2 separate regions of the Homo sapiens genome follow, and region 1 is linked to region 2. A link is an interaction called in ENCODE POLR2A ChIA-PET data of the cell type or tissue named here. Cell type or tissue: Caco-2. All regions are shown on one strand. Each heading gives the region's core, and the rest is flanking DNA. Links, peaks and the distances in the headings are about the cores only. Region 1 overlaps CDC42EP3 (CDC42 effector protein 3). Region 2 overlaps LOC107985869 (a long non-coding RNA gene).

Evidence for each region. ChIA-PET counts read pairs that join two places held together with the same protein. Peaks named below come from ENCODE experiments on the same cell type or tissue, not always from the same donor. Only the 100,000 strongest peaks of a DNase experiment are listed, where the experiment ranks them.
Region 1: POLR2A ChIA-PET joins it to region 2 with 6 read pairs; 6 of 35 experiments call an interaction of 5 or more read pairs at or near these places.

Annotation. Positions count from the first base shown.
Region 1 is chr2:37,637,259-37,649,463 of GRCh38, forward strand. It overlaps CDC42EP3 (CDC42 effector protein 3), which reads right to left. Exons shown (of 2, transcript NM_006449.5): 2 at 4,686-9,564. The coding sequence starts at 9,329. The coding sequence ends at 8,565. Among named protein-coding and RNA genes, the nearest start is that of CDC42EP3, 28 kb to the right of the region's middle. In Caco-2, for the core only: no CTCF peak of the experiment used is centred there; no DNase peak of the experiment used is centred there.
Region 2 is chr2:37,769,754-37,786,081 of GRCh38, forward strand. It overlaps LOC107985869 (a long non-coding RNA gene), which reads left to right. Exons shown (of 3, transcript XR_001739409.2): 3 at 15,437-16,328. Among named protein-coding and RNA genes, the nearest start is that of PIRAT1, 98 kb to the right of the region's middle. In Caco-2, for the core only: no CTCF peak of the experiment used is centred there; DNase peaks (open chromatin) are centred at 5,433 and 6,868.

The DNA of each region.
Region 1 (12,205 bases), core at 6,774-9,273, 130 kb before region 2:
GGCCACCTTCTTGTTGTGTCCTCCCATGGCCTTTCATCTGTGTGTGTGCATCCCTAATGTCTCTTCCCCTTTTTATAAGGACGTGAGTCCTATCCAATTAGGGTCCCACCCTTATGAGCTCATTCAGCCTTAATTACTTCTTCAAAGGCTTTAGCTCCAAATATAGTCACACTGAGGGTTAGGGCTTCAACATATGAATTTTAAGGGAACACAGTTCAGTCCACCTCATTATCCTTAACGTTTTCCATTTTTCTGTATTCTCTCCAGTGCTTGGGTATTGCATCAGTTTCCTATAATTGCTTTAGCAAATTACTAAAAACTTGGTGGCTATAAACAACAGAAATTTATTGTCTCACAGTTCTAGAGGCCAGAAGTCTGAAATCGGTGTCACTGGGCCGAAATCAAGCTGTCAGCAAGGCTGTACTCCCTCCAGAGGCTCTAGGGGGAAATCTGTCCCTTGCCTTTTTCACTTTTTGGTGGCTGGCAGCATTCCTTGATTTCTGGATGCATCAATCCATCCTCTGTGGTCACATTGTCTACTCCTCTTCTGGTCAAATTTCCCTTTGCCTCTCTCTTATAGGGACAATCGTGATTGCATTTAGGGTCCACCCAGATAATCCAGACTAATGCCCCATCTCAAGATCCTTAACTTAATCATATCTGTAAGGCCCCTTTTACCAAATAAGGTGACATTTATAAGTTCCAGACATTAGAATCTCCTATCTTGGGGGCCATTATTCCACCAGCCACAGGAGTATTGTTCATAATATATCATTTGATGTTTAAACAAATGATGTATCATTTGATGTTTAACAGCTGACCTACAAAAAGAGCCCTTGTTGCAAGGGCAGGAGACACAAAGATGTTTTTGCTGGGTGTGTTCAGACAAGATCACACCCTTCATACCATAATCTAGAGCCTTGGCTCTGTCCTCCCACATGACCTTCGCCTGAGGGGAGGGGCTGGGGACTAGGGAGCCAAGGAGTCTCCCTGGGGAGGTGAGGTTTCAGATGATCCAGGGGTTGGAAGAAGTTTCTCCCATGCATTTTTATCTCATGGCTGGTTAAGAGGGGTGGGCATCCCACTCCCGGAAGCCATTTCACTTTGAATACTTTGTTTACTTCTGGTTAGAAGAGTCTTCAGGAGTGTGGGCTCTGGTAAGAAGGTCCCATTTTCCCTGGACTTATACAACCAGGTCTGCTTCTTGTGTTTTGCTATCGTGACACTTTTACAATTTTTCCTCTCAGTTACCTAAGGTACCTGATGAATAGTCAACATGTTTGTGAAGTCCAGAGTGCCAGATGTATTGAAAATGAGCAATTTTAATCAACGGTGAACCTACCTCTTTATATTTTTTTTTTAAAAAGAGGGCGATTACTGAAGCTTCACAAATAGTGCTTTATTTAGTCATAGGAGCCATGATCTGGTACTAGGATGGGAGGACTTTATTGGCTGCTAATCTAAGATTGTGTTTGTCTGTTCTTCCTTCTTGCCATTTATGGTGGAAAAATCTTCCAGAGCACCACAGGTGTTTTGTTTCTTGCTTCTAGTCCCATCCCAATTTCATTTTCATGAAATGGGAGTCAGGTTTGGAAGATAATTACCAATTTCCTTTTCCTACTTTTAACAATGCCCCTGCTTACGGTACAAAGTTGTGTCTGAACATTACTGCTTATTCTGAAAAACTCAATATGTAATTTTTAATGTCGTTTCAAGCCTTTTGAAGTTTCATCTGTTTCTGGGGCATTGCTAATGGTTTACCTTACAACGCAGAAAGAACTTATAAAGGAGATGTCAGGAGAAAATAATAATCTCCTCAATGCAATCATGTCATTAAGATGCTACTGTTAAGAGTGGGGGATGAGGCAGAGGAAAGACCAGACAGTGACTTAGAAACATGAGCATTTGGCATCGAAGGCATTACTGTCTTGAAGCCTTCTGGCCTGTAGGGTGTATGGAAACATGTCAGTTATGGAGAGTTTTATATTAATCTCCTGTACCATCTAATTTGGTTGATTCAAAATTAGGTTTAATTACAAGTGATCTTCTGGCACTAGGGAGACCGGCCAACAATAACCTTCATTATCTCTTCTGGTGAAGGCCACATTTGCTCTCAGGTAAATCTCTCAGAAAAGCTCATCACTGCCCATTTTTCTTTGGTCCCAGGCAAAATTATGCATTACATGAACTCACTCTTCATGTTTTTCCTGGTCTCTCTTGCTACCTGGTCCCAGGCCAGTTGCTAGAGACTTGTGCTCCCACAGTGGGCATCTGATAAGTGAGTTCACTTTTCACTGTTGGTGGCTTGCAGATGTTGTTACTCCTGGAATTATTCTAAGGGGACTCCATGCCTAATAGAAAAAGCCTCACCTAAAAAGGAACCCATCTCCAAGGGTAGATTTTTCTAGCCCTGGGGCAGCTGAGTGTAGAAGAAATTGTTTTGAGCAGTACTGTTTTTCTAGGGTCACACAAGTTCTGCCTATTTCACTTGTAACAATGCTGCCCATGGGTATAAGGATGACATCCTTTGGAGTTTTAATGCACATTTCCTGGGACTTAAAGATGGGAATTTTCTATGGACACAGTACCTCAAAGGGTTTCTTTGTTGGGATTTTCGAGACCCAAATGTAATGAAAGAATCTTTTCACTACAGATGATCCTTGACTTATGATGGGGGTTACGTCCTGATAAGCCCATTGTAAGTTAAAAAATGTAAGTAGAAAATGTGTTTTCAATTAAGAACCATCCTAAGTCGGGAACCATCTGTACTTTTGTGGGTATTTGGGGTGCAAACGTTGGGGACCATGTGTTATGCTGATAATGACCATCTTGCTGATGTGCCTTGTAGGGTAAGGACTCACCCTGGGAGAGACTGTGAGTTTCCCTGAGGGGTGGACAGTCCACACGTCACCTCTGGGAAGAGGCAGGTCCTCGGAAGTCTGGGGCTTCTGCTCCTCTCTGAGCCTCAGTTCTATGAGTCTGGACTTCAAGGAGTTTGAGAGAACTTCCAGGGCTGTTTGTTTCTACTCAATTGAATTGTTTTTCCTACTTTGTAAGCCATAACTCCTGGCTCTCTTGGGTTCTAATGACCCAGGAGACTCTTCAATGACATTTGGATTCTGTTTCCTGGGGAGCTTTCTTCCTTAATCCTGGGGATACTCAAAGTGTAAGCCAGCCTGGGAAAAGATGGATTGAAAGGAGTTCCGAGGAGGGAGGATCACGAGTTCAGGAGATCAAGACCATCCTGGCTAACAAGGTGAAACCCTGTCTCTACTAAAAATACAAAAAAAATTAGCTGGGCGTGGTGGTGGGCACCTGTAGTCCCAGTTACTAGGGAGGCTGAGGCAGGAGAATGGCGTGAACCTGGGAGGCGGAGCTTGCAGTGAATCGAGATGGCGCCACTGCACTCCAGCCTGGGTGACAGAGGGAGATTCCGTCTCAAAAAAAAAAAAAAAAAAAAAGTTCCTGGGGCTGGGCACAGTGGCTCACGCCTGTAATCCCAGCACTTTGGGAGGCCAAGGTGAGTGGATCATTTGAGGTCAGGAGTTTGAGACCAGCCTGGCCAACATGGTGAAACCCTACCTCTACTAAATACAAAAATTAGCCAGGCATGGTGGTGAGCACCTGTAGTCCCAGCTACTTGGGAAGCTGAGGTAGGAGAATCAGTTGAAACCAGGAGGTGGAGGTTGCAGTGAGCCGAGATTGCGCTACTGCACTCCAGCTTGGGTGACAGTGAGACTCTGTCTCAAAGAAAAAGTTCCCGGGGATATAGCTGGTGGGACAACTGCCCAGTGTGTTCAGCCCAGGGACTGCAATACCAGCTTGCTTCATCTGGAGTTGTTTCAGGAGACACTTAGCCCCTCTCACTTCCTTCACCTTCGTAAATGACTTTCCCTGAGCACCTCACGTCAACCTCACTATTGAGGTGTCCCTACTCTGGCCTTCAGGTCTCTGAATGGGCACTATAGACTGGGCATGAGCTTTCACAAAATGCTGGCTAATTTTATATAAATATCTATCCTGGGAACCACCTGTTCAGCAGTCTGATTCTAGAATCTTCTTCTACTGGAGTCTTCTCAGGAGTGGATCCCAATCTTGCAGACCTAGAAGTGGGCATTTTTTACTCCAATCCCTGTTTCTGGACTGTTTTGAATAGAAGCACTACTAGGATGTGAGTGTATCCTTTGGTTAGCTCATCATATTCTTTCCCTTCCAAGAATGCCCCCTCTCCCTAAAATGATCTCAGCAGACCCTCAAGGTACCTTTTGGGTCCTTCTCTTCCACAAAACTGCCCCAGGTCTCTCCCTCCCCAGAACTCAAAGCTCTTTTTTCCCCCAGTGACCCTTTTGGCAATGAATCACGTGCATATTTTGTGACACACTCCAATAATCACTTCATGGTGAGCATAATACCCACTTCACTGACTCAGCTTTGCTCATTTTGATGTATGGCAGACATCTCTGTCTGCGTGATGAGTCTCTGGAATATTAACTCTATTCTGCACGATGGCTTTGCTTTGGGCAGATGTTTTTATCTATCACCCGTGTCGATCTGTTTTCCATGAGGGAAATTTGGCTGACCTTCAGAGGATGGATTACTGATCTCCCGGGAGCCAATGGAAGTGACATCATTAACGGATTTTTTTTTTTTAACAGCAAAAATGGAAGATAATTAAATGCAGCACAGTAGTTGTAAAACAGATTTCATTGTGTTATACATCACTTCATAAAGTAAGCATAGTTCCCATTCTTCCACATGATGCTTTTTGCAGCATTGTACCACAGAATAATGACTCCCTAATAACTCAGCTGAAAAATATTTAGATCTACTTGCTCTAAGAATAAGGTCAACATTAAACATTCTCAGATGAAAAGCTTGCTGGATGAAATAGTGCACCATCAGAATAAAGCATGCAATATATTTACAGTCAGATGAAACAAGTGTGTCCATAAATCAACCAAAAGACCATCTCCTCCTTTAGGAAATACATGTATTGCTTAGCCAGTACCAATAAGTTAACGTCGTGTGAATAATTTTGGGTATTCTGGCCTTCCTGAATCTCATACAGCCAAACCAACCAGAAGGCTTCCCCGCTGGGTTGATGGTGGCTTATCATTTGGCATCTGGAAACTTCTCTTATTTTGCTGGATATGGCTGTCTAGTGGGTGGCTTACTGACTTGCCTAAGAAAAAATAAGTCAATCATTCAGATTAATCTGGGAGGCTAATTCTAAAATCGGATTTTATGAGAATTGCTAGATTTGGGGCTAGGTTAACCTCATTTCCAAAAGAAAAACTCTTACTGGAGAGAAACCATCATGTTGGCTCATTCTATTGTGTTTATATATTTCACAGTAAAATGATTCAGTCTTGCCAGGTTCCATATTAGGAGGATTAGAACTACATCACTCAATATTTTCTTTTGTCTGTTCTAAAATATTTATCAAGTTAATTTATGGACTTATGGATTTTTTCCATTCCAGGACTTCATTTGCGGGGAGCCTTCAGAAAAAACAGGTCACTTGCAGTAATATAGAAGGACTAAACTGTGATTCTGGAGACCCGGGTTTCTCTTTGCTGTTCAACCAGTGTAGTCTTTTGTGTGTGCTGTTAACAGTGATTTCTGGCTCAGTGAAATGTGATAATGACTTCATATTTGTGAAGAGCTAAGTATCCTGATATTTTGATCTTTTCAAGCAGATAATTTCAGGCAGAAATGATATAGCTTGTCTTTTGTTAGGTCTCACTAGGGGAAAAAAATCGCTCACAAGAGCCTTGCCTACCTCAACAAGAAGTGTCTCTACTTATACAAATGGCATGGTTTCTTTTCTGGTTACTGGGTCACAGGTGGCTCGCCATTTGCTTTGAGTTTGCAAATAAAGTACATCTTGGGTTTCCTTATCTTTAAACAAGTAAAGATAAATTAGGTTAAAGTGGGAGAAGGTTCACAGGATGAGAACATCAATTCAGCTCACAGCAGGTATGGGTCTAAAGTGCCTCTCTGCAGGAAAGAAAGCCACCACCAGCAGTCCACCTGCTCTCAGGGGAAGGGACCAGGCATTGGAAAGGCTGCCTCGGGAGAAGTGACTCAACAAAATCATAAGCCGCATGTAGCTTTGTTTCCTCTTTCTAATACGGGCATATTTATTGCCATCTCAATTATACCTAATTCAATTAATGGAAGAAAATGTACATGAAAGAACTCCCAGAAACTAAAATGGCTAACTGTAGGCAGGATGTGTGATTAATATTTAGAATCTATCAAACCCAGTACTGGCAGGGCTGTTCTCTCCCCAGTACTTACCAGAGAGGGAGTAGAGCTAATGCACAGCCATACTCCTCCCCTTTTCATGAAATAGTTTCATCTTTACCTTGAGGTCACGCTACAGATGAAGAGTAAAATGAAAGACTGAATATGATCAATACTAATTAAAATGGGGGGGAGGTATTGAAAAGAGTCTAAAATTGGCTACAAATAATGAGATACATTGGACTCTTCGTCATTAACAAGATTTAGAATAGGCTGGGAAATTTCTCTTTGGAACTGTGAACTGTGACGGGTGTGGTCCAACAGAAAAAACACTGGAGAGTCATGGATAACGAAATACAACTGAGAAGTTACGGAAAGCACACAATGCCCTAGGGCAAGCTTGTCCAACCTGTGGCCCGCATGAAGTCCAACACAAATTTTTAAACTTTCTTAAAACAGTCTGAGATTTTTTTTTTTTTTTTTTTTTGCAATTTTCTATTTTTATTTTTTTAAGCTCATCAACTATGGTTAGTGTTAGTGTGTTTTACATGTGGCCCAAGAAAATTCTTCCAATGCGGTCCAGGGAAGCTAAAATATTGGACACCCCTGCCTAGGGGAACTTGTTTCGTCTACTTGGTTAGTTGTCCTAATTGCATTTTACCTGCAGTCCAAAGGTTATTTTAGATGATAGAACTGCAAGAACCCCAAACCCAAAGAAAGAATCGTTGAAGTGGTTGGGAGAGGAGGTCATTTCTGAGATACATTTCCAGGAGAAATACAAGTTTGAGAGAAGGAGCTGGTAGTTACTGTGTGCAAGTGTTTTTCTTTGATGGGGAAGGAGTAGTTGGCAAAGGGACAGGAATCTGTGTGTACATTTCCTGCTCCTGTTTCCTTAACCACCATCCTCAGGGCATCTCTGGCACCTTGGGGTCGGGTAAGTGCTCTCTACTGCCCTCGTTTTAGCTGCCTTTATCTCGTCTATATGGCACTTTCTGCGTGAAAAGACATTTGCCTTACAGGGATGAAACTGGACTTGCAAGAGTTTGCTGTAGAAGGTGTTCAAGTCAGGAAGATGCTCAGAAATGACCACTGAGAGGGTGGCATCAGTGCTGACTTAAAAAAAAAAAAAAAAATCTGACCTCACATGTTCATTTTTCCAAAAGTAGAGAGGCTCAGTTTCTAGCCTCTCAAACCATAAGGAAGTAATCAAAATGAGAGTAGATGGAAATCATCTCTTACCTTAAGGGCTCATGTACATTTCAGAGAAGCAATTTCTCTAGCTATACTTATTCTCTTATGGTCTTGTTTATTACTATAAACAAGCAAGTTCACTTTATCATTTACTTTTTATTGTGTTGCTTGAAGTACCTATGTAATGCAAGTATGTACTGTACTAAAATACCTATATTTCCAAATAACATATGTGGTGTAGCCCACAGTCTCTGCAGAAGCATCATGAGTAACCTGTGCCTTTACACTTTACAATCCGTTATTGGTTGCTGTTAAAAGTATGATAACAGATGAAGAAAAAAAAACTAAGTATGAATACACTTTTCCAAACACGCACATACACAGCTTACAATGGAATCCCAATGGAAATAAGTGACAACATCTGATGTAGAATCTATAAAATGTAGACTCTGCAATAAAAAGCCAAAGGCACGTAAAAATATATTTTAACTTTAAAAATAACTTAGTTACAGTAATACTTTGCCTGTGTCTTACCAACATGTAGCTGACAGTCAAAATTTTGCAATATAGATATAATATATAGGGATATATAAGAACTACAAGAAAATCCCCAAAACCCATAAAGTTCAAATGTGAAAACAGAAAAGTTTTAACACTGGAGAATTCGCTATGGTGAGCCTAAGCAATATATAGAAAAGAGTCTACAAAAAGGCTTAGGTGTTAAATAAATTTTGACTTCCTCTTGCTCAGAAAATGTCGGAGTGCTATAAAGTTCCGTGAAGTTCCTTAATGTGACTCGCTCAGCCCTTCATAGCTAGTGCCAATCCTGGCCAAGCCAGATTTCTTGTGTGTCTGCAAACAATATGTGAGCCGAACATCACCAATGCCTCCTGAAAATGGGCTCTGACTCACTTCCTTTTTTTGCCAAGATAGGTTTTGCTTTGTTGTTTTTTTCTAAATTGTTTTTGCAAACAGGGCATAACAGGTAAAAAAATACTTTGTAAGAATATTATTTTAGAAAACCCAACACAAAACTGCAAATACAGCTCCGGAAGCCCTTCTCTTCAACTGTGGTTAGTTTGTTTTTGTACCTTTTACCCCAAAGGAAAAAAGTTGGCATCTTGTTACTTATTTTTATCCATTACATTCAGCACCTCATCCAAAAGTGAGGGCCCAAGATCAAGCTGCAGGGAGAGGAGGGAACCTGTAAGGTCAGAGAGGGACTCCTCTGACTTAGTCTTTCCCTTGATGAGCTCGCATGGGGTGGGATGGTCAAACATGTCCTCGGCTGGCCAGTCGGGGTACTGTTCGGACAGGCTGGAGGAGTGGCTGTCTCTGCCTTGGCTGGACTGAGATGCAGAACCGCTGGAGCCCCACGAGGTGTCTCCCTGGTGGACTGTCCCATTCTCCAACAGACTGCTTTTCTCCTGAGCTTTTTCCTCCATGACGGGCTCGCAGCTAAGCCTGGGCAGCTTTGCTGGCCCGAAGGACTCCTGTTTGGAATTAAATGTCACTGGTGACAATAAGGGCAACATGAGAGCTTGGGATCCTCCAATGGTCGGGAGGGAGATGGCATTTTTGAGCACCGGGGAGGGCGTTTCTGTGAACACAGAGTCCGAGGTGCTGTTGGCCCGGAAGAACTCATTATGCCCAGGGAACTGGCCCAGGTGTGCTTTCTCCTGGTTTCCAGGTAAAAGCTCGTAGTTCCCTTGAAGAAAGGAAATATCTCCAAAGACATCGTGCTGGCCCTCTTTGCCAATGTGGATGGTGTGGCGAAAGTCTCCAAGCGGGGGACTGATCATATCAGGAGACAGAATGTCCCTCAGTTTAAATTTCTTTCCTTTCTTGTTATTGGCTGCTTTCAGGTAAATTGGGGTCTTGGCTGGCATTTTGGAATTTGAGAATGTCTATTTTGCAAGCGGGAGAAAGGGCCACTTTCTTCACAGATGGTATATGTTTCTGAATCCTTTTTGATAGGAACTGTCACATCATTTTTCTCAAGTGGCTTCAGAAGTGGCTTCGAAATGAGATGGGGTCAAAGAGAACCTTCCTGAGGTTACGGCCAAGTGAGGCTTCCTAGAGAGCCAGTTACATCATCCAGTCTTGACCACAACCAGGACAAACCTGCAGAAGAAACCAAAGCAGGTTATAAGCTAAAGACCCTTTTGGGTGCCCTAGGGCCTCCCTTTTCACAAGAGCCTGTAAATAATGGCAGGGCCAGTTTCAACTAATGCTGAACTTATTGTTTCCCTCCAGTAAGTGGATAAAAATTTTCATCTTAGAGAAAACAGGAAAGAGAAAGACCTAAAAACCCCATATCTATGACACCAGTACTTTTTAGACATAGCCATGGGCACATCTTCTGGACATGTCTATGGTTTTAGTCATTTTCCTCTAAGAATTGCTGTAAGCATAGGATCAGTGATTTCAGCTCCTTAAATACAACTGGATTTGTTTTAAAATACATTTTCCTTTTGCTTTGATGTGCATACTAGCAACACTAATATTTCATTGTTGAGTTCCATATGTACATAAGTTAATGCAATAAAATGAACAGTCCTAAAGGAAAGGTGCTGGAATTATTTAATAAGTGACAATAACTATTATATGCTACTGTCCTAAAAATGTTAGTGGAATACATTCTTACAGATAAGAAAACGGAGATTCAGGATAAGCCCTTCCCCTAGAAAGTTACCTTTTCTCAATAACATATAGCCAGTAAATAAGAGAGCTAGAGTTGTAATCAGGTTGTGGCAAAGTATTGGGCTGTCGAGGATGTCAGGATTTGAAGTCATTCTGAGATGGGAGGAAATGAACAAAACTGCTTCACTTCAAAGAGAAAACATTGTGAATCTCTATTACAGGCTGGGCCTTCACTTGGGAACACTTCTGAAACATTACTGATAAGGCTATATCCTCCATGCAGTAGGCAGAATTCGAAGGGAGCCCCCATGATCTGCCTCCTGGTGTTAATGCCTTTGTGAGTAGAACCTGTGACTGGCTTCTAAACAAGGGAATGTGGCAAAGGCAATAGGTCCCTGATTAGGTTACATTATAGGAGATTTCATCTGAGCTGACAAGGGAGAAGACTCCCTGACTCCCTTTGCTGGCTGTGGAGAGGTGAGCAGTTACACTGTGCAAGGGCCTATGGAAATGAAATCTGCCAACAATGTTGGGGAGCTTGGAAGTAGATCTTTTCCCCAGTTGAGCCTCTGATGAGACCACCACCCTGACCCACACTGAATCATAACTCAGGGAGATGCTGGAACTCAGCCCTGCCCAGATTCCTGACCCACAGAACCTGTGAAATGGTAAATGTTGTAAGCCCTCAAGTTTGTGGTCGTTTGTTACCAGTGTAGAAAGCAACACATCCTCCCTGCACATACTATATGATAAGATTAGGAGGGATGAGCTACAAGGCATTGGGGTTGTAATGTGCTCTTTTGCCAATGAGATGCTCTTATCTCTTGAAAATAATCCTCCACCTCTGATGCTGACACAGAGAAGCTAAACCCTTTCCCACTGCAGGAACTTCCCAAATGGCTCTGCCATGACCTCTTCCCTCAGGCGCTCCTCCCACTGGCTGCAGAGCCTGCAAATAAATACTCCAAGGGCTGGGTGGGTTAGTTGGTGTTTTGAAGGGAGCCACATTTGCTTGTAGCAGCTGGAGGCTGTCTGCATCTGCCCCATATTTCTTTCCTTTCAGCAAGAGTTTTAAATTCATTTACCAGTGGCAGGTGACAAGAACTGTGCTCCACCACCCACTGGCTCAGTAACAGCTAACTCAATTTGGGAAGCAGCTAGCTCAGCGTGTCAGCATGCTGGCCAGCAACCCAGGCCGGAGAAGGCTGAGAACAATGCACTAGAGAGAGCCAGCCCCACTCGGGCTTTGGGTATGGGGAGGAGGCAGAGAAAGTACGAGGAGGTTTGCATTCATGCAGAGTGGGCTGACCATGGGGCTGCCAGCAATGACATGATCGTGGGTCCTGACACTCGTTCTCATAGTTTTAGCTCTAATTTGGGTCTTGTTGTGGTAACAAAAGTTGAAGCCCATGTTCTTCCTGTTAAAACATCAGAACTTCCTTCCTGTATGAGTGTACAATGCCTAGTCCTGGCCTCGGGCCCCCTGCTGTTCAGAGGTGGCCTCCCTGCCCTTTGGGCACAGTGTGGCTGACTGCCTGCAGGAGCAGCTGGGTGGCCTGAGGAACAGCTGCCCACAGGAGTGGTGTCCTCAGCACACACGGCCAGGAAGGCAGCTGCCATGGAAAGATACAGCGTGTCCACCACAACTCAAGGGCATGCCAGGGCTGCCTGGGGTCAGCTGATGGAGGCAGGGTTATGCAAGGCCAGGTCCCAGGGCAGGGGGTTCCAATTATTTAAAAAAAAAAAAAAAAATCGATCACTTAAGGCCTGGAGTTTGAGGTCAGCCTGGGCAACATAGCAAGACCCTGTCTCTATGAAAAAAAAATTAGCTGGGCATGGGGGCACCCGCCGGTAGTCCCAGCTACTCAGGAGGCTGAAGCAGGAGGACTGACTGAGTCCAGGAGTTTGAAACCAGCCTGGGCAACATAATGGGACCTCATCTCTACAAAAACTTTCTTAAAAAATTAGCTGAGAATGGTAGCACACACCTGCAGTCTTAGCTACTTGGGAGGCTGAGGTGGGAGGACTGGTTGAGCCCAGGAATTCAAGGCTGCGGAGAGCTATGATTGTACCACTGCACTACAGCCTAGCAAGGCCTTGTCTCAAAAAAAAAAAAAAAAAA
Region 2 (16,328 bases), core at 5,326-7,825:
AGAAAAGGAACTACTGGGAGAGAGAGAGATTAGAAGGAATTGGCTCACACAATTATGGAGGCTGGCAAAGCCCAAGATTTGTAGGGTGAGTTGACAAGCTGGAGACCCAGGAGAGCCAATGGTGTAGTTACAGTATGAAGGCGGGCAGGCTTGAGGTACAGGTACACTTCAAGTCCAAAGGCAGCAAACAACTAATTTTTCCTTCTAGTTCAAAGGTCATCAGGCAGAATAGTTTCTATCATGTTTAGAGGAGGGTCAGCCTTTTTGCTCTATTTGGACCTTCATCTGATTGGATGGGGTCCACCTACATATGGTGGGCAATCTGCTTTCCTCAGTCTACTGATTCAAATGTTAAATATCATCCAAAAATATCCTCACATAAACATCCAGTATAATGTTTGACAAAATATTTGGGCACCATGTGACCCAGGCAAGTAGACACATAAAAAATAATCATGGCAGCACCTGGCCATGAAATGATAAAACCGAGCTTCAAATCTAGCTCTGTCTGACTCCAAAACCCATATCCTTTCTACCACTGTAGTGACCGATTTTGTTCTCAGGAAACTTAATTGTTCTTAAGGAGGTAAGATTTATAAACATTAAAAACTCTGCTTAAGAAAGGTATGTGAGGCCAGGTGCGGTGGCTCACATCTGTAATCCCAGCACTTTGGGAGGCCGAGATGGGCAGATCACCTGAGGTCAGGAGTTTGAAACCCTCCTGGCCAACATGGAGAAACCCCATCTCTACTAAAAATACAAAAACAAGCCGGGCGTCGTGGCAGAGGCCTGTAATCCCAGCTACTCGGGAGGCTAAGGCAGGAGAATCACTTGAACCCGGGAGGTGGAGGTTGCAGTGAGCCAAGATCATGCCATTGCACTCCAGCCTGGGTGACAAGAGCGAGACTTCATCTCAAAAAAAAAAAAAAAAAAAAAGGTATGTGACATAATGTGTTACATTATGATAAATGATCAATCATATTAATCAGATAATTGACCCATCAGCTGTAAAGTGTGAACCATGTTTACACCCAAGTTTTATTCCCAGTGGTGTAAATGTCCTTTTTTCACTATTTCTTGAGTAGGATACCAAGTGTAACACACACTGGAGTGTCTTTCAACTCCACAAGGAAGCTGGAACTCAGAGGGGTCTGGACCTTCCAGGCAAGTCCCTGGCTCTGCTCAGGAAGTCTAGCCATCTGCTGATGCCATGTGATATGGTTTGGCTGTGTCCCCACCCAAATATCATCTTGAATTGACCTGGTAGCAAGTAATTGAATCATGGGGGCGGGCTTTTCCCATGCTATTCTCGTGAAAGTGAATAAGTCTCATGAGATCTGATGGTTTTATAAGGGGCAGTTCCCTCCACATGCTCTGTTGCCTGCTGTCTTGTAAGATGTGCCTTTGCTCCTCCTTCACCTTCCACCATGATTGTGAGGCCTCCCCAGCCACGTGGAACTGTAAGTCTGTTAAACCTCTTTCCTTTATAAATTACCTAGTCTCAGGTATGTCTTTATTAGCAGCATGAGAAAGGACTCATCATGCTACATGGTGACAGCAGTGATGGAGACAGTGCCCAGGATTGCCTCCCCATGACAGCTAGCAAGGGCTGTGATGCTTTACAATTACTGTCAGCCCAGAATTAACTTCCATTCCGTAGACATTCATGGGTGCCTGCTATAATACATAAAAAGCACAATATGGAAACAGGCTGGGGCCAAAGGGAGACAAAGACCCAGTCTCTGCCTTCCGAGTGCTTGCAATAGAAGGGGATAAGAAACACAGCTGTGTAAGAGAGATGCCAGATGATAGATACATGCAGTATACTCTGGCAGTTCCCAAGGGGAGAGATATCACTGCACCCTATGGGGAGCTGAGCAGAGGAGACATTTGACGTAGGCTTGGGAGTATGTGTAGGAGTCCAGCAGATGGGGTAGGGAAGGAAAAACAGGAGCAAATGCACAAAAGAGGAGAAGCAGAGGATTTTTCTAAACAGCAATGACTCATGCAGTTTGTCTGAATTGTAGAATATACGAGAGGGAGTAGCAGGAATGAGACCTATTTTCTGGGCTTGCACTTCACCCTAAACTCCAGTCATCTGTAAGATTCATCTCTTTTGGCTCATCCTCCTGAGCAGGAGCAGACAACCCCAGGCAACAGGCAGCACTTGCCCAGCAGTCAGGCTGCTGAACTGCTCTCCAGTGTGTGTGCATGTGAGGACCCATGAAACAGGGGCCACAGTGTCCTCCCCACCCAGGAACTCAGCCTGGTTTATGAGAACAAACCTCGTTGGCCTGGGCAGCTGGTCTGATCCACTTCCTGAACTCCTGCTCTCTCTGTCCTACCCCACCACCCAGGCCAGCCTCTCTGTCCTGAAGCTGAGACCTTCTGAACAGAAGGCTGGGTCAGCTCTGCTTGCAGCCAGAGGACACTGAGAAGGCCACCACTTACAGGGGCCCTTCTCCTCTCAGGTCCCCAGTGCTCCTAGGGTGGGCAGCCAGCACTGCTTTCCATCTGATTCCAAGCAATGGCTAAGGCTGGTGGCTACCTATCCATTAAGCTGTAAGATGTTTGCCCTTGGGATGTGGTTTAAGTGTCAGTCTGAGGTTTAAAATAAAACAAAACAAATTCTGTTTCACTGCATCTTTAATTGTCGACTTCTGGGGAAGTATCTTCTAAAGATGTGCTAGGCACAATCACCCGTGGGCCAAACTCCATGAACAGAAGTGGGCATGTTAGAATCCTGCGTCAGCTCTTCCCTCATCTCACTGCCTGGGAAAGTGTCTGGTTATAACCCCAGCCCCAACTTCTCAGCTCTGACGCCTGCTGTTCATCAAAACTGACTGGAGGGTTGCTAGAAATGCAGAGGCTGGGGTCCACCCCAGACCTGATGAATCCTAATCCTCAGGCTGAGAACATAGGCCTATGGGCTTTTATTTTTTATATATCTCCCCAGGTGATTATTATACACAGCCAGGGTAGAAAACCCCTGCCTTAGGCAAATGCCTTATAGATTTTTTTTTGCATTCATATTCTCTATTCATTGCCTCCTAGAATTTCAAGCATTAGGAAAGATCTTGGAGATCAACTAGTCTAGCACTTTCTAAACTCATGGTAGTGAGAACCAGCGTAGGAGCTGGGGATATAGTGGGCAGTCCTTCCCAGGCTTATGTGACTCAGAACGATCTGCACTTAGAGTAGAGATTGGCATCCCACTGCTGGAGGGACACAGGTGGGAAGTACTGGCCTAGCTCACCCCTGTATGATGATACAGACTCTGGACCTTCTGCTTCATTCCCCTCTGCCTGTACTGCTTCTGCCTGACCCTACACCCCCAGCTTGGGGTGGAGATGACACCTGCAAACACATGAGACACTGGTGGGAAAACCATGTTCTAGAAGTGTGTGAAATGATGCAGGCAGTGGCCCAGGTGACTTGGCTTTTTTCTCAGTATTGCTTTGAGACCATGCCATCATAAAGTATCTTAGAATCACTGAAGAAAGGAGGCCTTTTTTTCAAGGATTTTTTTAAGAAATAAGAAATTCTAGATCTTGGGACTTGGAAATCAAGAATCCTCGACTTCCACCCCAGCTTGAACACAGGTTCTTTGTTGCATTCTGAGGGAGCTTAGAATAGGAATCAACCTCCAACCCCAGGGGCTGTCAAGGCTGAGTTCCTAGCAACGCTTAGCCAGGGGTAGATGCTGGTAGCAGGAGGGAGGATGGGCAGCCGGCACGTGGGAGACAAGAGTGGGGAGCAAGAGGAGGCTGGGAGGGGTGTGGACAGAATGAGACTGCCTTGGCCCCTCCCTGCCCAGAGTTCAGGCTGCACGTGGTCCACCTGGCACCTGACACTCCATATGGCATCAATTAAATGGACTCTTCAGCTAATGATCTAAGGACTATACAGTTATCTGCTTTACACTCTCAGGAAATCTAGCCTGGTGCCTTGTTCAGACAGATTGTTCATTATTGCATGAATAATGACGGACTAAAAATGACACAGCAGGGAACTTTATCTTCAGAGGAAAACTGCTCTCACCCACTTTCCTAAGGAAATCTGCCTCGGTTCTAGGAGGAAGAGCTCTCTGGCGAGTTGGGGCTGACCCCCATTTCTCATCAGCTCATCAGAGATACAGAGCTGGTCCAGGAGTCCTCCCCCGGGCTCCCCACCACACACACACTTAATCCATTTATTTTCAGATCCCTGCCCAGAAATCTCCAGGAACCCTGACCAGGCCTTGCATCCCTAAGTCCAAAAATTTTGCAGCAAAAAAAGCCATTCTAACTTGAAGCTTTTAATAGCAAATAAATAAAGTGATCCAGGCTCCAAATGGTCCAGGCAAGGCCACCCCACATAGGACTGTGAATATCACAATAGGTGATTGTTTTAAAGTGTTTTAATGAGTCTCAAAACATCCTACATAATATCAGCCTCCACTTCAGTCTTCTTGACAGGCTCCAGTAAATAACATGAGTTGACAGGAATAAAACAGCTTGCTCAGGAGTAATTGAGTGGAATTAGAATGAACAGACAAGAAAGAAAAATTGGCGCTTGGGTCACAAGGAACTTTTTGTTAGAAACGCTCTGGGGGATTTGGTGGGATGTGGTCCCGCTGACTAATCACCAGTATAGAAAGTTTACAATCTCTCCACCATGCCAACGTCTTTAATAACTTGAAAAGCACAAGAGGTGGCTGTTAATTTCAAAGACAGTTATATGAAGCTTTTATTGAGTGTGGTGCAGAGTATATAGTTAGCAGCCTGCAAGATAATGAACCCTTTAAATAAGGCTTTCAAAAAAACAGTTTTATTTTTGCTTGAGCCAAAAGAACAGTGATTTTCTTCTGGTTATTTTAAGGCAGAAAAATGTATGTGAAGTACAATCTCTCCATTGCACACACAACCAGCCACTTTTGTCATCAAGGGCATCTGTCCTTGATGCCACAGAACCGTGACTATTCAGATAGAATAAGGGTTGATATTGTCATGACACTCCTTTCCCAGGGAAAGAGCAGATGGGCAAGGAAGGAGTTAAATGTGGTGGCACCACCCTCATTTTCTTGTGGACACTGGGGCTTCTCTCCTCACCCCTGGCTGATGATGCCGTGAAGAGGTAGAGCCCCCTCATGCATGTAATGTCATGATGTGGTGAAACCAGAGATGAAACCAGTGGGTTCTTGAGATACAGAGAAAGAGAAACAACCAGGACAAGGGCAGGACTTCACATGATTCTGCAGGGGGTATTCTGTGGGCCAGAGACCATGTGTGAGGAGCAAAGTGGGTACAGATGGGCTTTCTGCTCTGGAGCCTTCTGATCATGGCCTGTTCCTACCTCTTCATACGGCATTCCAGGAACAGATGAAATGGGCTGTTGATGGACCTGGAACCTCTGAGCTATGGTGACAGGGATGGGTCCTCCCTCTTGCCCCCAGGCAGTCACCTATGATTCTGACCTGTGAAATACCTTATGCATCTATCATTCTCCCTATCCTCCTCCACCTCCTTCCTTCTCCCCTAGTGTGTATATATGTATACGTGTGTGGAGAGATTAAGAGAGATTTGTCTTGCCCACCTTCAAAGCCATCAATTGTTTACTCATTCTGTCATTATTGTGTTGGGTGTTGGTTAAGCACTGTGCTGAAAGCTGAGGATACAAATGTGAGAAAGTCTGACGTGACCCCCTCTGACCCTCAAGCATCTGGGCCAGCCCCACCTGGGCCCCACCAGCAGCAGGCAGGTGCCACCCCAGCGGGGAAGCTGCCTTCACCCCTCATCCCTGTGAGTCACAACAGTGGCTTCAGCTGTGGCACCCCCCCCCCCACCCGCCGCCAGGCTGAGGCTCAATGGGACCTAATCCTACTGGCCAAGGAGTCAAAACAAAATAACAACAACAACAACAAAAACAGGTCTTTTCTGAGCCAGTCCTGTGAGGAAAGAGAACAATGTAAACAGAGAGATTCGTTAAAGAAAAATGATTTATTTCCTGCCTCAGTCCTGGCAACAAACATTGTCTTTCTCATTACCTAATTCAGTCTTGTTGGCAGCATGTGTTCTGGCTTCACTCTGATTTTTTTTTTTAAGACACCTCTCTGCCCTTCATGTAATATGGGGAGTTTAGCGGTTTCTCGGGATTGGCCCTGCAAGATACATCAAGTTTTACCTCTTTCTAGGTGTCAGTGCTTGATAGCCCAGGAAAATCCCTTCTAGAAGTTTTCAGGATCTGGTAAGCCCTGGGCAGAAACTCACAGCCTCACTTGTCTCTGGCAGTCAGGAACGTGCTGGGAGCTGCATCGTCTGTGGGAGTCTGGAATGCCTAGGAAGGCGAGTTGCAGCCTACACTGAGTTGGAGACAGTCTCAGATTCTTGCTGGTCTCAGATATACAGAGATCCCAGAGGATCTCCCTGTTTTAAGGAAAGAGAGAGCTACTTCTGCAGTTATCAGGAAGCAAAATTATCTCTGAGTCAAATTCCCCTTCCAAAGGTCTTAGCCAAAAAAAAGGAAATTTTTAATGCACTTTTGAAGTTGTTATACTCTTTAATGTTTAGTGATTCCCGGTCCTGGCAGGGTCTTGAAAGCTCCTGGAGGATGTATTTGAATGCAGATTGCTGCTTCCTACTTCCGACCCTCCACCCCAGAGAATGTCTTGAGTGGGGCCCAGGAATCTAAATGTTTGACAACTTCTCAGTGATTCTTCTGTTTTCATCCAGTGCCACTCAAAAGGAATAATGGTGATGCTGTCCCTCTGGGGCTACCTATGGGGCAGGAACATCAAAGAGGCCCAAGACTGGACGGAATGCCCTTCTTATCTTTCTAAGAAATGGTGATCTGGGGGCTTTGGTACAGCAGGGGAGAAGGAATGCTGGGTCTGGGAAGCTCTCAAGTCAGGGCCAAACACCCCTTTCTTAAGCATGCCAGCTTGCTGACTCACATCTTCGGGAGCTTGGTCAGTGGGCTCCCAGCAGTCCCTGGAGATGTGGTCAGTAGGAGTGTAGGAAATGCCAGTGTGTGACAAATACTATCGCTGGAGAATGACTGGTGAGCTTTTTGGGAGGTGCCCTGGGGGTCCAGGCTGAGCAGCTGGCAGGGGCAGGAGGTGAGTGTCAGCCTCTGAAGTCAGCCTGAGGTTCCATAAAGCCACATCCTTTTGCTCTCACTTCAGACCCATCTCACCTGTCACCATAGCCCTTGCCAGGTGTGCAGGTGCTTGCTGCCCAAGGCACCTTTAGCTACCCTGTGCTCACACGAGCCTGTATAGAGACATCCTTTTGGGTTGGAATGAATCCCTCCCTCAGAGAGGCTGGGGGCATTTCTGACTATTTCAGAGCTTCTAGAATATAATCTCCCCTGCAAGCATTTGACTATGGATCCTCTGGGCAGAAGAGACTTGCTTCTCCATGCAGGACCTACTTGTCTACAAGGAAAGAAATAGCTCCTGATCTAGTGCCCAGAGTTTGTTATTTTTAACAGCAAAAATATAGAGAAGTTACTATTCAGAGCTTCTCTTCTGGCCAACACAGGCTATGGATGAGTGGAATGGAAAGGCTGCCATGTGTACATCACCACCTGCGTGGATTCAAGTCATGGTTCAGATCTGCCTCGGCCTCCAGGAAAATGGCTCTACACAGCCAGTACACGGGCAGCTAGAGACATGCTGGGTCACTCCATCAACAACTATTTACTGAGCTCCTGTCATTACCAGGCACACTTCTGGACTTTTTGTTTTGTGAATTAACCTTTAAAAAAGCCAGAGACATAGGGGCTATATTGCAGCCCTATGACTGACTGTGACCACATCCAAACCCCCCTCTCACCTCTGGCATTTATCAGACTCTGTACGGTGAATCTGGCCGTAGCATTTTCTGCAGAATTCAGAAGATGTCTGGTTTCATACAACTCCTCTCCACCCCTTCATTTCCATGAAGTTCCATCTTTAAGGTAGACTGACCGGGATGATCTGTCCGGAGGCTGCGACATCACTAGCCTTATCTTTTAATGTTGTTAATTCTAGCAGATGAGGTATGGGTATGTGGAAGCCGCTTTTCTTCTGAACCTAAGCAACAGCTGTAGGAACCATTTAGCCAGGAGGATCATCAAACCACAGATGACCCCTTTGGGACCCCTGAGAGTCAGGGGAGCACTCATCACTTCATTATGTCCTCAACACATCCTAGGCTGAGCAAAGGTTCTGAATGAAGAAATGCAGAGGTTGCTTGGACTTAGCCCGGGTTGTGGAGGAGACACTTCTTCCTTTCTCATCCTCACAAGGGGTCCTTACTCTGGCCCTACAGCAGCAGCACTAGAGGATCTGTCCAGAGCAAGGGCCTACTCTTTCTCCCTTGCTCCTGGTCTCTTCCCATAGAGCCTCCAGGCTGGAGTGGTGATGGGTGGTTCAAACTGCTCCTGTTACCGTCTCTGTCTGAGTCAGGGCTGCAGACCCTCCCCTGGGAAGCATGGCTGGAATTTCATACTTCCTTCAATCCTCATTCATTCATTCATTCATTCATGGAGTATGGATTGAGCTGCTACTGGGTACCAGTCAATCTCACTGGGTCCGCCTGGTGGTCTGCCAATCCAGATACTGAATACTTACTATGGTGAAGGTGCTATCAAGGTGAGGCCAGGCAGGCCTGTTCAAGATTTGGGACATCAAATGGCAGGGCAAATGTGAGAGAAGGCAGCCCTCGATGCAAGAAGCGATATCCGGCAAACCCCCAGGGCAGCAGTGGGGTCTGGGGAGAAACTTAACACTGAAGAGGTCCCTAGGATCTGTGGTCATTGCAACTAGGAAAGCTGGTTTGCAACCCTTCTTCTACATGCTCAGCACCACCTTAGGACCTAGCTTTTCTGGATTTGAAGGGCTGGTACCAGATTCAGAACAGACAATTTTCCTGGCAGGGGCCACATAGAGATCCATATGCTTAGAATGTTGTAGTTTATTCTTTGAGGTTAGTAGAGAGATCATAGCAACCATAACGTTTGGGCTTTGCCCTCGAGGTTTTTCTGTCTGTGGAAGTACTGTGGGTATTCTTCCCAAAAATACAATGGGGAGTTCAGGGTCAAGAGGAGCCAGGAATCTCTGAAAAATGGAGGCAAATGATCCCTGTTCTTCCTTCCTGCACAGTGAGGAACAATGCCCTCATCCTGCACCATTTCATCCTGGCTCAGGGATAGAATGTCCTCATCACAACATGCTGTTCTATCCCTGGGTTAAAGGAAGGAGAGATTAAATGAGGCCTACTGGATTTCCTAAATATTGCCTCCTCCCATTTCTTAGAGTCCCATAGACAAGGCTTTCCTCATAGAAGAGGCTTTCATTTTCTTTTAAATCACAGGGTTGTTTATAAGACAGATTAAGCATAAACTCAAATGCTAAATCATCTGATACTCAACAGTCTGATACCAAATATCTGAAGTAAAAAGCCTGTGACCCGATGATGGCATTCAAGTGATAAATCACTCTGATCAGAAAAGGATGCAAGAAAAGCAGCTGAAAGTCTGTCTCCCCAGCCACGTGGCTTTGATCTCTGGGAAAGTGGATATTAGTGCAGACAGCAGTTCATAGGTCTTGATTAGTCCGTTCAAACCAGTGACTATGATTTCTCTGTAGATACAAGCACAAAAAAAGTCAATAAACGTTGGGCTGAACTTTAAACAACTGTCTTTTCAGAGAAAACCCAGTTGCATACAAGGAAGATTACTGCACTAGCCTGAAGACAAATGTCTACAAATATTATACGCTCAAGTGCAGGGAGGAGTTTTGTTCAAGGCAGCACAGAAAACAAATTACTCTGGTCTTAAATAAGATCCTTTGAACGGGCAGCAGCAAATCAGTACAAATTAGGACAAATGCATTCTTGACTGATATAATTTCCTTATTCTGCCTGAAAAATGCCACCAATCAGACTATAGACAGCTATGTCCCAAAAACTGGGGCCTCCGGTTACATGGTGGTTGAGTCAATTTGGTGGAAGTTCAAACCCCTAAACCAGCTCTTTATTCCACTTCCTGGGTACTGGTCTTATATTTCCAGGCAGGCAATTGAAATTTGACCATGGTTTTATTTTGCATCTCTTGGCCAGCAAATGTAAATGCAGCACCCATAAAGCACTGAGTCCCCAGAGCCTGTGGCAGGGCCAGCAGAGACTGGATGTAATTGGGAACAAGAATGGTTGCAAGATCTGTTTTCCTGGGATGGTCCTGGCTTAGGACTATGGTTCTAGAGTCCCTTCCGGCTTGCATTTGCCACTCTCTACAGTTTCTCAGTTTGGAATGATGAATTACAGTCACTCTAGGGGAGATCATTTCCCTAGCCCCAGGCATTGTTTCAAAGAATGGATGTACATGGGGGCTTTTTGTTTTAGATCAAGGAAGAGTCTGTGCTTAGGCAGGTGGTGTTGAGTCTAGAGAGAGAGGATAGGCACCCACCCAGCCATGGGTCTTTTCTTCCCACAGGCACCTCAGACTGAGCACTGGAATGGGTGAGTCAGAGGCTGAAGGGGCCCTACTGATGAGGGGTCTTGTGAGATCTGGTGGAGAGGGGTAGGCTTCCCATTTCTGTGCTGAATGGAGAGGCAGCATCTGCTAGAGACCAGGGAGGTGCAGGGCCCCAGTGGCAGGGAAGCAGGTTCTTTCACAGGACTCCAGTTCCCTACCTCTCAGGGCTTAGCCAGAGAATGCACACTGAGCTTACCAGTAATACAAGTATTTTGGTAAAACCTGACTCAAATACTGTCATCATCTTCCGGTCCAGACTCCACTCCACTCCTGGACAGCAGCTAGTACTTTGTGTTTGGCCCTGCTTTTCTAGAACCTTCGTTTGGGGTACTTCTGTCTCCTACCAGACTGCAAGCTCCCCAGGGCAGGGAATTCATCTTTGCCTTACTCACACAACCTGGCCACACTCATTAAGTTCATTAGAGGGTGCCCAAGCAACATTGGTTGAATTAATGAATGAAACATAATGAAATACAATGCATCTAATTTTCCAGCTTGGCAGCAGCTGGCAAAACTTAAAAGCTGAAGTTATCAAGGAATGGGCTAACTCATAAAACACTTCAGCCCTCTTTACCCCTTTTTGGTCCAGGTAACACCGGTGATCACAGTAGCTCTTTGTGTGCATTGTTAATGACAAGAGTCTAAACATGCAAGTCTCTCTTTTTATCCATGATTTTTTTTTTCCTGAGATAGAATCACTTTATCATGCAATGAAGCTATATGAAGGTAAGATGCCTGAGAGAGTGTTTACCTTGCTAGAAAATATTTAGACGTGTGTTGAATGACTGATTTCGAGGTCCAACTCTGCATCCTTCTTCAAGAGACCTCTCGGGTGAGAGAGCAATGAATAGTGGCCCTTGGCTACCGTGTTGGGTCTGCACGGCTTTCAGGGGAGATGGCCACTCTTTATTGACAGGCATTTCCCTTATTTAACCACATGTTCCATGCACAGATGGTATTTATCTTCAGGAGATGACTCACGCCCTTGTCAACATACCTTTCTATATTAAATATCCCTATCACATACAAACTGGACCTCAGAGTGGGCTGGGTGGTATTAGAACAATCTCTTCCCCCTTTTTAGAAGCTGTGAAGATTTTTGAATTTACTCACAAGATCTACTTCCCAATGAACTAAGACTTTGTAGGATTTTCCTATTTAAGATCTGGGTTTAAACTCAGCTCTTCCATTTAACTGGCTATGTGGTCTTAAGATTACTGTCTCTGTGCCTCTATTTAATTACTTATAAAGTGAGAGCAATTTTCCTGATCTTATAGAGTCACTGAGAAGATTAAGTGAGGTAGTGGCACTGAGAAAGTTTGAAGCAAATATTTTTTGAATAAATAAATGACTAAAACAATAATATAAATGTTAAAAATCATCAACCAATTCAGTGTGTATAATGAGGCTTATTATTTACTGAGTGATCCCCGTGCATAAAGAATAGCTCTAAGTTCTTAAACCCATACCACCTTGTAGTTAAGGAATTAGAATGTAAGCCTACATCTTGTGGGTGGGCACCCAAGGCCACACTCTTAACTTCTACCTGCACTGCCTCTTCTTATTTGTAATAAATGTAATAAACTCCTTTTGGCACTAAATACTGCCCTGGAAAAAATGGTCAGCTTCTTCAACTGCGGCTGCCTTTACGCTAATGTAACTGAGGTTCTTAGAGTTTTATAACTTACTGAGCGAAATAAAAAAAAAAAAAATACCCTTATGACACCTTGGTTTCTGCACTAAGTAATTAATGACAAATTTGAGGATCAGGTATCTAGCTTCTGTTACCTGATATTCTGAGCTGAGAATGCATCAGACTCAGGCCTCAGAAATAACTTCACTGAGAGTAAAATGGGAACAAGTTTCTAGTTAGTGAAAACTGGAGCATATGATGACTTGACTGTACACGTGGGGGCAAATAGCAGTCCTCTCTCTCCCATTTCTGGAAAGGGTTTCGTTTCTCTTGGGCCCAGTATTTTCCTGGGTTCTGATAGCCTCTGCTGACTTTGAACTCATCCTCTGTCATTGTAAAAAAGTATACAAGCATTTGCTCAGAACTGTGCTAGACTCTGTGTGATTGCTTCAAGACAGCTCTATCAAAATAAGAGTTATCACTTATTATGAGGCTGTGATGCTCTAGGGACTATGCTAAGTGCTTCATGTATTTTTATAGTCAGGGTAGGCTAGTTTATGCTGTGGCAACAAACAACTCCCAAATCTTAGTAGCTAACAATGAGCTTACTTCTCAATCTCACTAAATGTTCAGTGCCGGTTGGCTGGGGGCTCCACTCCACCTCGCCTCACACAGTGACCTGGAATAACAGAGCTTCCACCATCAAATGTGTTACTGGTCTCCCGGAGTCCCACCTCTAGAATTCTTGCATACAATATCGAAAAGTCTCCCGAACTTTCGTAACTTTGCCATCTTGGGCTCTTAAAGAAAACACTAATTGTATGTTTTGAAATCCAGAAAAGGAAAGGAGTGAGGGATGTTAAGATCAGTCACTCCAGCGATGGCTTAAGCCTCCCCTGGCACAGGCCCCAGGGGTGAGCTTGCTTCTGTGGATTTCCAGCCGGGAAGCACCACCCCGGTTTATTTTCAGAGGTGGAAACTCAAGCAACAATTATCTCCCATCACAGCAAATTAAAAGCCCAGGCTCACCCATCCCAGGAGCGGGGCGAGCACAGGACCATAATGACAGGCCAAGGTTAGTGCATTTCCTTTAAAGGCATGAGCCACTCATGAAACACAAAATAAACAGAGACATAAAAGTCCATGGAAAAGGCCCACAAGTGAGAGCAAGCGTTCGTGCCAAGATCAGAGAGTGTATTTTGATTTTTCAGGAGATTGAGGATTGTAGCAGCAAAAACTGCTCAGTGGATGAGTTGTGGTCTGTGTTTAGGATAATGTGGAAGCTATTGTGTACAACACTGCAGAGGGTGGGGGACGAGTGGCCCAATCTGTCACACAGACATATTTCTATGGCCTTAGAGCCCGGTCTACTTCCACCCACTCTAACCAGAATCTCTATTCCTGCCTGGACACCTGCTCAATGGAGCAGTGCGGCCCTGCTGGCCAGAGCTTCTGCTTGGAATGCCTCTCCTCTCTTATTTTTTTTATTTTTTTTTTTTTTATTTTTTTTTTTTTTTGAGACAGAGTCTCACCACTCTGTTGCCCAGGCTGGAGTGCAGTGGCATGATCTTGACTCACTGCAACCTCCACCTACCAGGTTCAAGTGACTCTCCTACCTCAGCCTCCCGAGTATCTGGGATTATAAGTGTCCACCACCACGCCTGGCTAATTTTTTATTTTTAGTAGAGATAGCGTTTCCTCATGTTGGCCAGCCTGGTCTCGAACTCCTGACCTCAGGTGATCCGCCTGCCTTGGCCTCTCAAAGTGCTGGGATTACAGGCATGAGCCACTGTGCCCAGCCTCCTCTCTTATAGTCTATGCCAGCATCATTGACAGGAACTTAGCCAAAACTCACCTCTTTCAGGAAGTCCTCCAGGACTAATGCTTCTGGGTTCTACGACCCTCCTGTTGCAGGTTGTTTATATATAGCTGTCTCTGCTACTTAATGTCAGTGAAGATTTGTGGTTGTGTCAGTTTTTTGGGGGAGTTCTTTTGAGCTTTGTTATCATATAAGATCTTCAGGAGTATAGATTTTTATTTTTCTTTATATTTATGCTACACACGTTTAACTTCCAAAAAACATTTTCTCATGCACCACCTAATTTTATCTTCAGTATCACCTAGTGAGGTGGGTAGGGATTCCATATGACAGTTAGGAACTTATATAGCAAGATGGCTAGGAGTATGGGCTTTGGCTTGGGCAGGTTTCTAATCTCTCTAAGCCCCAATTCTCTCATCTGTAAAACAGGGATAAAAATAGTTTCTGCCCATAGGTTATTTTAAGGATTAAATGAGATAACACAGGTAACATGCTTACCTCACACAATAAAATTGTTGTTGTTTTAATGATGATGGAACTCAGGCTCAGAGAAGTAAATATACAAGAGGTGGCTCAGTGTGGTATGGAAAGCACCTGGGCTTTGCATCCAGCATGCTCAGGAAATGACTGAATAAAATAACTGGATGCTTTAAAAAAAAAAAAAAAAGAAAAGAAAAGGGCTTGGAGGCAACAGATTCTGATGATATCTGACATGTGGTGACTTTGGAAAACCACTTTGCCTCTCTGGACCTCGGTTTCTTCATCTTTTAAATATGAAAAAAATATATCATGTGTCACATATGTGGTGGGGGGTTTGAGAGGATTCATTCAAAAGTACTTTTGAAAGCATAATGTAAACTGTGGCATGCCTCAGAAATGTTAATTTAATTAACCTGCTTAAATTCATGCAACAGGTCCATGCTGGAGCCAGATTGCCTTATCCCTGGTGTCATCTCCAGCAGGCTGAGTCCCCTTGGAGCCTCCATAAATGCTGCTGGCTGGCTGGCGGGGCACATGGGTGGGCTGCGTACCACACTCCAAGCACTTAGCATTGAGCAGTGGTGGCTCCAGCTGGCAGCCTCACCCTCTCTCCTCCCCACACTCATGGACATTGAAATTGTGTAGAGAAAGCAGAGCTCAGAAACCAGAGCCATTTCTGCTCTCCCTGACTCCTTCACCTCATCTCTGCTGTTGACAAAGAGAACAAGAGGGGCAGTGAGAGAGATTTAACTATGACGTTGGTGCAGAAGTAATCGCGGGTTACATTAAAAGTCATGCCAAAACCCGTGATTACTTTTGCACCAACCTAATAAAACGGATCCTAGTGCATTAGGGATGGTGGCACTGGGACTGAACCTAAGAAGGAAGGGAGGACTCTTAGAATCCACACAGCAACCTGCATCCCAAAGCATGTGGATTTTACTAGTGTTTTCCCATTGGCCCATGGACTAACTTTTCAGAAACCAGCTTCTTTTTTTGATTTTCAGGGAGAATGTGGTTTGTTTTCACTGCATGAAGTCACTTCGGCCTTCTTCCCTGTCTGTGGGCAAGTTCAGGGTAGAAACTACCAGGTACTCTGAGAACTACGCCATGGACTTCCCTGCTCAGAGAAGAACAATCTGCTTCTGACGTTTCACTTTGGTTGTAAAGGACTTCAGGGATTATCTCAGCCTCTTCAAACCAAAATTCCTCTGAAATGCTTAAATTGGCCCAGATAGGGTCAGGTCTGGAATAATCAGTTCAGCTTATGCTGAAATACTTTATTTCCATCCTGCCTGCTTCCACATCCACTTTTCTGAGCATTATTTCCTCCAGAACAATTTAGAGATCTCTGAGGAGCTGATTAGATGATGATGAGGTGAGCATGCTCCCACCACATGGCCACAAGGATTGATAGAGATCAAGGACTGAGAGGTTTGGCCCCAAGCTTGACTGAGGATGATGTCGGGGATATTCCCAAGACCCTCTCTCAGACACAGATGGTCTGACCCTTTATTGGTCATAAGGATGAAGTGGAAGTTAATGAGACTCTCAGCTTGGAACTCCCTGGATGTAAGATTATAGCATATCTGTTTATCCAAAGAATTACGTGTGTCAGAGCAGTAGGTCTTCACAAATTCATTAGGTTTATAACAATCAACCATAGTTACAGGAGAAAGATGCTGTGAGCTCCCTTTATACCCCTGTTCAGTATCTGTACAATCTTACCCTCTAAACGTATTCCTTCTGTCTCACCTTAATCATGTATTGCTTATCTATTTCCTCACAACAGTCTACCTCAAAATTTGTGGCCTACAATGGCAACCATGTAAACCATGTATTTGCTTATGCTTCTGTAATTTGGACCAGGTTCAGCTGGGCAGTTCCTCTGCCAGTCTC